Regions from separate parts of the Homo sapiens genome. Here regions 1 and 2 are each linked to region 3. The links are chromatin contacts, found by Hi-C or POLR2A ChIA-PET in ENCODE. All regions are on one chromosome and are shown on one strand. Each heading gives the region's core, a stretch centred on a gene start or an enhancer-like site at or near the end of the contact. The rest is flanking DNA. Distances are from core to core; before and after follow the strand shown.

Region 1 (3,091 bases), core at 592-3,091, 1.0 Mb after region 3:
GAGCTGCAGGCAAGGAGGCTGCAGAGGGGAGCTTGATTGGAGAGAGGAAGGGGGGTGGTTGGTATATGCTGTTCCAAGGAACTGGCCATGCTGCAGTGGACTGTGAGCCGCAGGAGCAGGTGCACTGGGCGGCAGGTGCGGGGAAGGCTTATGTGAGCTGGGGGTTGGGGGAGTAGGGCGTTGGGGACTAGGGTGGGAAGACTGCAGGAACTTTCAGCCCTGGGTGGGGGGAGCAGGGGGGAATCCAGTGCTAGCGGCTCTGCTGGGCCCTCTTACCTACATGATCATACTTCACCTTTAAACACCCTTGAGGGAGTTCTTGGCTCTAAGTGATGAGACCCAGCAGGTCAGGGAGGTGAGCTTACTTGCCCAGGGCTGCACAGCCTGGGCCTGCTCCCAGCACCTTCTGCCCCAGCAGTGTCTCCTACCAGAAGGGGTTCCTGGCCAGCTGCCCAGACTAGATGCCCTGAGCTGGTCATCCAGAGTGGGCAGTGGGAGGGACTGAGGGGCAGGTGGGTGGGGCCGGGGTGTGATAGAAACCTGACGGTGGGGTGTGTCCAGTCCACCCCAGGGTTCCTGGCCATTGTGTCTGCACCTTCCTCCTGGACATCTCTGGGCACTGCAAACTCACTGTGACCCCCAGCTGTTACCCCAACACGTGTCCCCATCTCAGGTGATGACCACCCCTTCCCTCTAGTAGCTCAGATCACAGAGTCCCCTTGCCTCCCACCTGGGTCAGTGCAGTCAGCTTCTGAACAGGCACCCTGCCCCACTGCGCTCCTGAAGTGTGTACACGCGCCAGCCTGGGAGCTTTGCAGGCTGCAAAATCAAGTCTTGGCTCAGAGCTTTCCAGGGTTCCACGTTCCATGCTGGGTTTTAAGGGCCAGAGTCTTCCAGGGGCCTCTGTGGTCCTGGGGGCCGAGGCCGCATGTGCAGTGGTTAAAGCTCCTCACCGATGGACCCAGGCCTGGGGTTGGGATCCTGGGCCTGGCTGCGTGACCCTGGGGAGTTGTTAAGGCAGTGCCTCAGTTTCCTCACCTGCAAAGTGAGAATATAATAGTATTTCCTTCATGAGGTTATGGAGGGGTCCACCATGAGGCTATGGAATCATGCCCAAGGGCTCAGCATGAAGCCTGGCACCTGGTGTTTCAGGGCCTCCTGGTCCTCCCTGCCCCCTGCCACTCTCAGCCACGCCGGTCTTGCTGTCCTGTGGCATCCCTCCCGTCCACCTCAGGGCCTTTGCACTCACTGAGTTCTCTGTCCAGTGAGTTCTACCTTCTTCTTCCTTCCTGGCCTGGTGTCTTGCTCCTTCATCAGGTCTCTGCTCAGCTGTCACTTCCCTGAGTTCCTTCCTAAGAGCAGCCGCCCTCTCCCCTCACCCCCAGCCCTTCAGTGTCTCTCTTTTTTTTTTTTTTTAAGAGATACGGTCTTGCTCTGTCGCCCTGGCTGGAGTGCAGTGGTGCGGTCCTGGATCACTGCATTTTTTGAACTCCTGAACTCAAGGCATCCTCCTGCCCTAGCCTCCCCAGTAGCTAGGACTATAGGTGCACACCATCACACTCAGCTAATTAAAAACTATTTTTGGTAGGGGTAGGATCTCACTATGTTGCCCAGGCTGGTCTGGAACTCCTGACCTTAGGTGATTTGCCCCCCTCAGCCTCCCAAAGTGCTGGGATTACAGGTGTGAGCCACCGCACCCGTCCCCCTGCTGCATTTTTGTTCGGAGGCTCACAGCACCTTTCAACATTGCCTCCCTCCTAGAGTGCTGGCTCCTCCAGGGCAGAGACCTTGCTTGGCTTCCCATAGAGCATGGCCAGGCACACTGCCACCAGGGCACGTTGCTGAGTCTTCAAATGCCTGTTGTGAGGTGATAGTGCAGAAGAGGAAGCCACCTTCGTTTTTGGGTGGGCGTTGGCAGGGGAGGCTCTGATTCTGTGCCTGTCCTGCTCTTGGCACCCCTCTCAAGGAACTGAGTTATGAGAAGATCCCTCCTGCGTCTGGCCAGCTCACCCACAGTGTGACCACCACAGCCACCAGGCCCTACAGCCGAGAGGCCACGTCCCAGAGCCGGGGTGGGGACTCTTCACAGTGGTGGGTCTGGTGGAAGGTTCCTTTCTTCCACTAAGTGCTGGCTGGGTGGGGAAGAAGCTGGAGGGTGAGGCCTGGGCAGCTGGCTGGGCGCTTGATGATGGTCTGGGTGGGCGTAGCCCTTCTAGAAACTCCTCTGTTTGCTGGTGGACACCTGGTTCTGCTGATGGCTAAGAATAGACTCAGCTTGGGGGATGGTCCCGAGGGGAGGGGAGCCAGTCATGATCCAGGGGGTCCTCCAGCCCTCCTGGTTGGAAGGTGGTGGGGTGGCTGATAAAATCCAAGGGCTTGGTAGCGGTGGGCCGTGTGCGGATTCTAGCTCATTGCTTACTGACATGGGACTCTCGGTTTCCTCACTGTGAAACGCCTCCCTCCCCTGCCAGGATTTGGAGCACATGTGGTCTTTGGATGAGCGGTTCCTGCTCTGCCGTCCGTCCTGCACTGCCCTTGGCTGGTCCAGCCCCGCCGGCCACTGTGAGAGTGCTCACCCCAGCCCCCTCCCAGCCTGACTCTGGCCCCTGCTGCCTCCACTCACGCTGTGTGCTCTGCTCGGGGCTCCCCAGGCCACCGCAGCCCACCCTGGCTTCCTCTGGGGTCCACGTGGCACCACCCTGGCTGCAGGCCATAGGCTTATCTACAGAACCGGCTGGAATTTCAGGCACCCTGGGAGGGATGAGAGAGAGGACGGGGAGGGGGCCTTCCTGGCCTGGAGTCAACTGGACACTCGTTCTCTGGGGCGGGAGCCTTCCCTTCCAGCTGCAGAGATGAGTGTGGAGGAGGAGACCCTGCAACTTCCTTCCCCTCCCCCTTCTTTCTCAGGGGCGGGGCTGGGCTGCCAGCTCTGATGCAGACAGGACCTCCAGGGGCCGGCCGGGCTGGGAGGGCTCTCTGTGTTTTCGTTTTTGACCATCAAAGCATTGTGGTGGGGCTGACGTAGTTGGTCAAGTTTTTATTGTCAGTTAAGGATGTAAAAGAGAAAACCCAACACCACTTTTTGCTCTCA
Region 2 (3,098 bases), core at 322-2,821, 1.4 Mb after region 3:
GGGCACGGGGGCGGGGGTCAGGCAAGCCCATCCTCTTCAGACATGAGAATGCCTCTCAGCCTCACCTCCTCAGTGACTGAATTGGAATAATGACAGTGGCTCCTGTCCCTTTAACCCAGGACCTGCCGTATACACACACATAAACATATGCTCAAGTTACGTGCTCCGGGAACCACAGTCTCATGTGCAATTATATAAACATGCCCAGCACGGATCCAGCACTTAGGATGTGTCAGACTCCGTGCCGGGACATTTATACGCACTTCGTGCTGCTGGATGAGTTATCTCCTGTTATTATTCCTACTTTCCTACTTTGCAGATGAGGAAACTGGAGCTAAGAGAGGCTGCCTTGTTTATAGGCAGTGCAGATGATCCCAGTGCAGACTGAGGGGCCTCGCTCCCAAGCACCACTGATGCCTGCGCACTCCCAGGCTGACGCAAGCACAACCACAGGCACATGGAGTGCCGTGTACACACGTAGACCGAAGCAGCACTCCTCCACGCCAAGCTCCAAGCTCAGGCGGGGTGAGGGGTGAGGCCTCACAACCCCCTGGATTTCAAAGACTTATAAAAGAGTTGGTGTCTCCAATACCCATATCATTATCATATCAATAAGGTATCATTGTCACATGATAGGCTCAGGGTATCTCCTCTCTGACAGACTCTAAGAATCAGACCGCGGCAGGGTGGGGGTAAGAGGGATGTACATTACGTTTTTTGGTAAAATCAAATGGTAGTTTTTATTGCAAAAGTCCAACGGCAGAGGAAGAGGGCAGAGAGAGGCCCAGCAATGTTTCCAAGCATCTACAAAGACTTTCATCACAGATGATTTCCTCTCAGCAAGAAAACGTGATGGTTTAAAAGAGAAAACCAGCAGCGAGGAATTACAAATCCCCAAAGGATCCAGGCCGCAGGATTCCCTCGCATCTGTGTGCCTTTGCGGCGCCCAGCGGAGCGAGCAAGTCCCTGGGCAAGGCTGGAGTTGCCTGGAGTTCACCGGAGCCTGGCCGGTCGGACCCTGGCTGGGGAGCAGCACAGAAGCAACTTGTGATGTGAACTCTCACCTAACTGTTCTTTAGGGAGACAATTCTGGCCCCACACATTTCACATGCCCCGCACAAAGAAACAGAAAGCGGGCGACACGCCCTGGGAGGGCGGGCTGGCGGCTTCTCCAGCTCGGAGCGCGTGGAGGCTGCGCGTAGGGGTCCGGGACGCGGGACAGGGACTCCGCGCAGCCCAGGCGCCGGGGAACCGGGGCTGGAGTCGGGGATCTGAGCCCAGCGGACGCCTCCTCCGCCTGGAGGCCCGGCACGGACCGGGACACCAGGGCGTCCGTGGCCGTGGCTCGGCCCCTGGCTGCTGCGGGCCGCGGCCTCCAGTGGGTCCCCAGGACCCTTCCCCACGGCGGGTACTCACCGAGGCTGAGAGGCCACGCCGTGCTGTTGGGGCTTCTCGTCGACCACATTCCTGGGCGTCAGCCCGGGCAGAGACCGCGGGGACTGGCCAGGCCGGGCCAGGCCGGGCCGGGGGAGGGTCGCGCTCCCGGGCTCCTGACCCTCGGCGGCGAGAGGAAGCGGCACCTGGGTCACACTCCTCCCGCGCGGGCCGAGGGGAGGGGCTCTGGCCCGGAGATAGGCAGACTTCATTTATTTTTTTTCTGCAGACTTGGCTGGTGGGGTTTCCACCCCCTTTTTTTTTTTTAAACACACACCCGCCCACTTCTGAACTCTTCTTTGCTCCAACTTTCCTGCGCAAGAACCACGCTTTTCTAACCGTTTCTCTTTCCATCTGCCACTACCGGATACAGAGGTTGTGGTTGAGAATTCCCCCTGGAGTGCAGGGAAAACTCCCCAATGTGACATGATGGCCTGGCCCAGCACTGTCGGGGATGGTGACCAAATAGGGCAGACCTGTGTTGAAATCTTGGCTGGCTGCGCGGCCGCTGGATAGCTGGGCGGCCTCTCTCAGCTGCGGGGCATTTGTCCCTGGAGAGAGTCCCTGTCTTGTTGGCCTTTGGGGGCCCTGTACTCATGGATGGGCTGTTGAGCAAAGATCATTCCAAAACAGGAAGAATTGCTGGACAAGAGTCGTGATTTGTTCCCATTGCTTTTGTCTGAAGCTGCCAGACACAGTGCAGTTTGTGAATTCGCTCTACTTTTGCCATGAAAATCTCCACGTGGATTTCGATACATACCTTTGTTGGTTAAATGCAGTCAAATGGCACCACCTACAAAAAATGTATCATAGCATTATCTGCCCCTTCTGCCCAGAGACAAGGGCAGGGAACTTGAGGCCCTTGTTTTAAATCCCCACCCAGGGGAACACCCTGTGCTTCTCCTGTGTGATGTCTGAACCTTCCTGTGCTGCTTTTCATTGTTTACTTTATAGTTCCCCAAGCACTTTTGTGACGCCCACCTCTCCCCTACCTTCTGCCATTAAGGCCTATCCTGCACAATCCGGAGAGCCAGGCCAGCTGTCTGTACAATGTATGGGCGGTGCCTTTGGGACTGTCATCTGCATTGAATACAATGAGAGGCTGCGCCCTGGAGATTTGCAACACAGAGGCTTTGCTCACCTCTAGCCGGGCTGCACAAACTCCAGGCCTTCTTGACGCAGTGGGAAAGCACTCATGATTCACTTTAGTTAGATCATGAAGAACCCCCGATGCTGATAGATCTTTACTCCAACTGCCATGTGCAGCACAGCCATGTTGAATTGAAATAAACTACTCACAGAATGCCTTTGGCCTGGTGGGGAAGCCCTGAGTCTTGATTTCCTCATCTATAAAATGGAGGCAAGAACACCTGCATTCCGGGGTTTTACAGAGGCAGTGATTGTAGAATCACAGTGGGAACAGAAAAGGCATTTAATAAACAGCAATGAGTAATGATTAATTTATTTTTATTTATTTATTTATTTATTTTTCTGAGACGGAGTTTTTGCTCTTGTTGCCCAGGCTGGAGTCCAACGGCGTGATCTCGGCTCACCACAACCTCCGCCTCCTGGGTTCAAGCAATTCTCCTGCCTCAACCTCTCGAGTAGCTGGGATTACCAGCATGTGCCTCCACGCCTGGCTAATTTTGTATTTTTAGTAGAGA
Region 3 (3,043 bases), core at 47-2,546:
CTTACTTTCATATATTCCCCTGAAGTTCAATGTGCATTATAAATGTGCTATGCTACTGTACAAAGTATTATGGTCACTTCCTTTAATAAGTTTCATGTGGCCAGGAGTTCAAGATCAGACTGGTAGGTAACAAGACCTCATCTCTACAAAATAAATAAATAAATAAATAAATAAGAATTTTTTTAAAATAAGCTTCAGCTAAGTTTATCAAAAGCAAGTCAAGTGTTGCTAAATTCGACTGGCTTAAAAAAAAAAAAAGCAAAGTGAAAAGGCTACAATTATTCCAAGTTTTGTGGTGCTGTTAAATAGCTATTTAAAATGTCTTCAAACGCCTGCAAGTGTAAGATTCTTGAAGGAAAGAGGGCACTTTACACTAAAATTGGCTGGCAAGTACATCAATGAATGTTTCCAAAACAGTTAGTGTAGCACAATAAGGCAAAAGACCCCAGGACTTCAAACGAACAAAATTGCTCCTTCTCAAATCTGGCAAGAAATGCAAAACAACTGCAGATTCTGGCCAAGGAACAAAAACAGTTCACATCTATAAGTTATTGGCGACGGACGCAGATCTCATTCTGGCAGGTCCCACGCTAAAAGTGAAACCATATCATCCAATTTCCAGCCAACAGATCACAGTGTTAAAAGAAAACAGTAACCAATACGCATCAACCCGAATTCATTTTAGGAAAAATTGAAATCTATTTTAAAAAGCACGTCGTTCTGCAATCAGGGTCCTGCAAAGTGCTGCTTCTCAACTCACTGAGGATCAAGCTTGGTCTAAATCCATGGTAGGATACCTCCCCCATTTCCTTCTGCACTTGGCACAAGGATCTAAAGCTCTTCAAAGAAGGTTCAAGACCGCTGAACAGAGCCCGCCGCCACCCCCGCGGAAGCGATACCTTGCCAAGAAGACCACTGAGGGCAACTCGGGGCGCTCGCGAATAGGGGAAGGGATAGGACACCAGAGGGTAAACTGAGTCACGGTAGAGGCGGAAGCTCAATGTGACAGGGGCACAGGGTCGCCTTGTGCCCCAAACCCTCTCTTTGTCCACGAGGCCTCCTCACGCCACCCCTGGGTACCTGTCACCGGCAGCGCACCCGCGGCACACGCACCGCTCGCGTCTCCCTTGCAGCCCATGCCCGGGCCGTGGTCAGTCCGCCACAGTGCCAGAGACAACGCCAGGGCAGGGCGGGGCGAGGCGGCAGCGGCAGTGCAGGCTGCGCCAGTGAGAGGCCGACACGCGCCTTTCCCGCGGCTCGACTCAACACCCAGCCTCGCAAAGCAATTGCCCAGCTGCCGGCCGCCCTTTTACTTCCGCTTCCTGCAGGCGAACGCTGGAGGACTTCCGGATACCGAGTCGAGACCTAGCAGCCCAGAGCGTCGCGCGGTCGCCCTCTCATCTCCGAGGGTTGGGGAGGGGGGAGTCCTGCCTCTCTCCTCACTTCCGCCTTTCAGGGTGGCGGGTAGGCTGCCGGTCTTCAAGGTCTTGGGAAGGTTCGTTGGGCCAACAGCTGAGACCCGAAAGCTTCAACAGTCAGTCGGTGAAATCCAGTTTGGACTCTGGGACTTACTCCCTTAAACCTTTGTTAAAAGCTTACTCCCTTTAGCCTTTCGGTGGCACAGTAAGGACAATTGTCTTAATGTTTCTGAGCATCTTAGACTTTATACTAAACCCTAAAATTTTGATAGCTACCTTCCAGGAGGCATGATGAAAGGAAGACTTTTTAAATTTTATGAGCCGCTTGAGCTTTCTTATTCGGACAGCGGCAGCTTAGTCTACAGGGACTACTTTGTCCTTTTAGTATTTTTTTTTTAACTAATATAAACCAGTTTAAAATTGTTTTGGAATAGGTAGCATTTAACCCACCCAAAAATGAATACCTCTTTGGAGGGTATATTTTTAAGTATATTAAGTCAAAGTGAATGAAAAGCCAAAAATATTTTTTTGGAGTTGGAGTCTCGCTCTGTCTCCCAGGCTGGAATGCAGTGGCGCGATCTCGGCTCACTGCAACCTCCGCGCCCCCGCCCGCGCCCCCCACCCCCCAACCCCCCGACCCGCATTCAAGCGATTCTCCCACCTCAGCCTCCCCAGTAGCTGGGATTACAGGCGTGCGCCACCGCGCCTGGCTAATTTTTGTATTTTTAGTAGAGACAGGGTTTCACCCTGTTGGCCAGGCTGGTCTCGAACTGCTGACCTCAGATGATCCACCCGCCTCGGCCTCCCAAGTGCTGGGATTACAGGCGTGACCCACTGCGCCCGGCCCAAAATAATTTTAATAAATAAACATGAGCCAACATGATGAAGGGGAGGAAGGAGAGGAGGATGAAGGAGATGACTAATGGAACACTGATGGAGGCCGGGCGCGGTGGCTCACGCTGAGGATGGAGGCTGAGGCAGGAGAATGGCGTGAACCCGGGAGGCGGAGGTTGCTTGCAGTGAGCAGAGATCGCATCACTGCACTCCAGCCTGGGCGAGAGAGGGAGACTCCATCTCAAAAAAAAAAAAAACAGCAACAACAACAGCAAAAAAACACTGATGGATTCCAACCTTCCTTTTTTTACATTTTCTCCAGTCCCTGGGAGCAAGTTGCAGTTTTTTTGTTTTTTTGTTTTTTGTTTTTTCTCTCTTGTGCTCAGTCGCCCTGTTCTTGAGGTTTCTTTTCTCTACACTATAGTTCTCAACTTATTTTGGGGGAAATAACTTCAGCAGAATACAATGGGAAAAGAGTCTCTACCCCTTTCTGTTCGAAATTCATTTTTATCCCTTCCTGTCTGAGCAAAAACTGTATAGAATCAACATCACCCCAGCTCTGTGGGAAAAAAGAAAAACCTGCTCCCTTCGCCCTGCTGGAAGCTGGAGGGCTCTAGGCCCATGTGTAGCAGAGCATTCAATTCTAGCTTTCTTCCTGCTTTCTCTGTATATTGGGCTCGGAGAGTACACTGGGTCTCTATGTGAATATGGACAGTTAGCATTTACCAACATCTTTCTGTCTACTTTCTCTTGTTTAAAAAAAGAAAAAAACTTTAAAAAATGGGATTCTA

Evidence for each region. A loop is a pair of places that touch in the nucleus more often than their neighbours do. ChIA-PET counts read pairs that join two places held with the same protein, here RNA polymerase II (POLR2A). Pooled maps may share reads with other maps.
Region 1: a pooled map shows a loop between it and region 3 (5-fold over the local background). The contact joins the enhancer-like site here to the promoter of UGGT1 in region 3. A Hi-C loop is called at or near these places in 1 of 37 single-sample maps with no recorded cell type and 10 of 50 pooled maps. POLR2A ChIA-PET finds 5 or more read pairs at or near these places in 1 of 52 experiments (activated CD4-positive, alpha-beta T cell).
Region 2: a loop to region 3 is called in a map of chondrocyte, with 10 times the contacts of the local background. The contact joins the promoter of GYPC here to the promoter of UGGT1 in region 3. A Hi-C loop is called at or near these places in 1 of 168 maps with a recorded cell type or tissue (chondrocyte), 1 of 37 single-sample maps with no recorded cell type and 10 of 50 pooled maps.

The regions. Positions count from the first base shown.
Region 1 is chr2:127,087,066-127,090,156 of GRCh38, reverse strand. All of the region lies in intron 1 of BIN1 (bridging integrator 1), which reads left to right. Among named protein-coding and RNA genes, the nearest start is that of BIN1, 19 kb to the left of the region's middle. RefSeq lists an enhancer at 2,606-3,091. Within about 2 kb of position 1,841, at least 2 of the 41 ENCODE cell types and tissues checked have a DNase peak (open chromatin) inside an H3K27ac peak, as active enhancers do.
Region 2 is chr2:126,654,631-126,657,728 of GRCh38, reverse strand. It overlaps GYPC (glycophorin C (Gerbich blood group)), which reads right to left and starts at 1,571. Exons shown (of 4, transcript NM_002101.5): 1 at 1,417-1,571. The coding sequence starts at 1,465. RefSeq lists enhancers at 1-101, 292-541, 1-838, 1,632-1,921 and a silencer at 1,172-1,541.
Region 3 is chr2:128,089,453-128,092,495 of GRCh38, reverse strand. It overlaps UGGT1 (UDP-glucose glycoprotein glucosyltransferase 1), which reads right to left and starts at 1,296. Exons shown (of 41, transcript NM_020120.4): 1 at 1,081-1,296. The coding sequence starts at 1,138. RefSeq lists an enhancer at 1,225-1,534.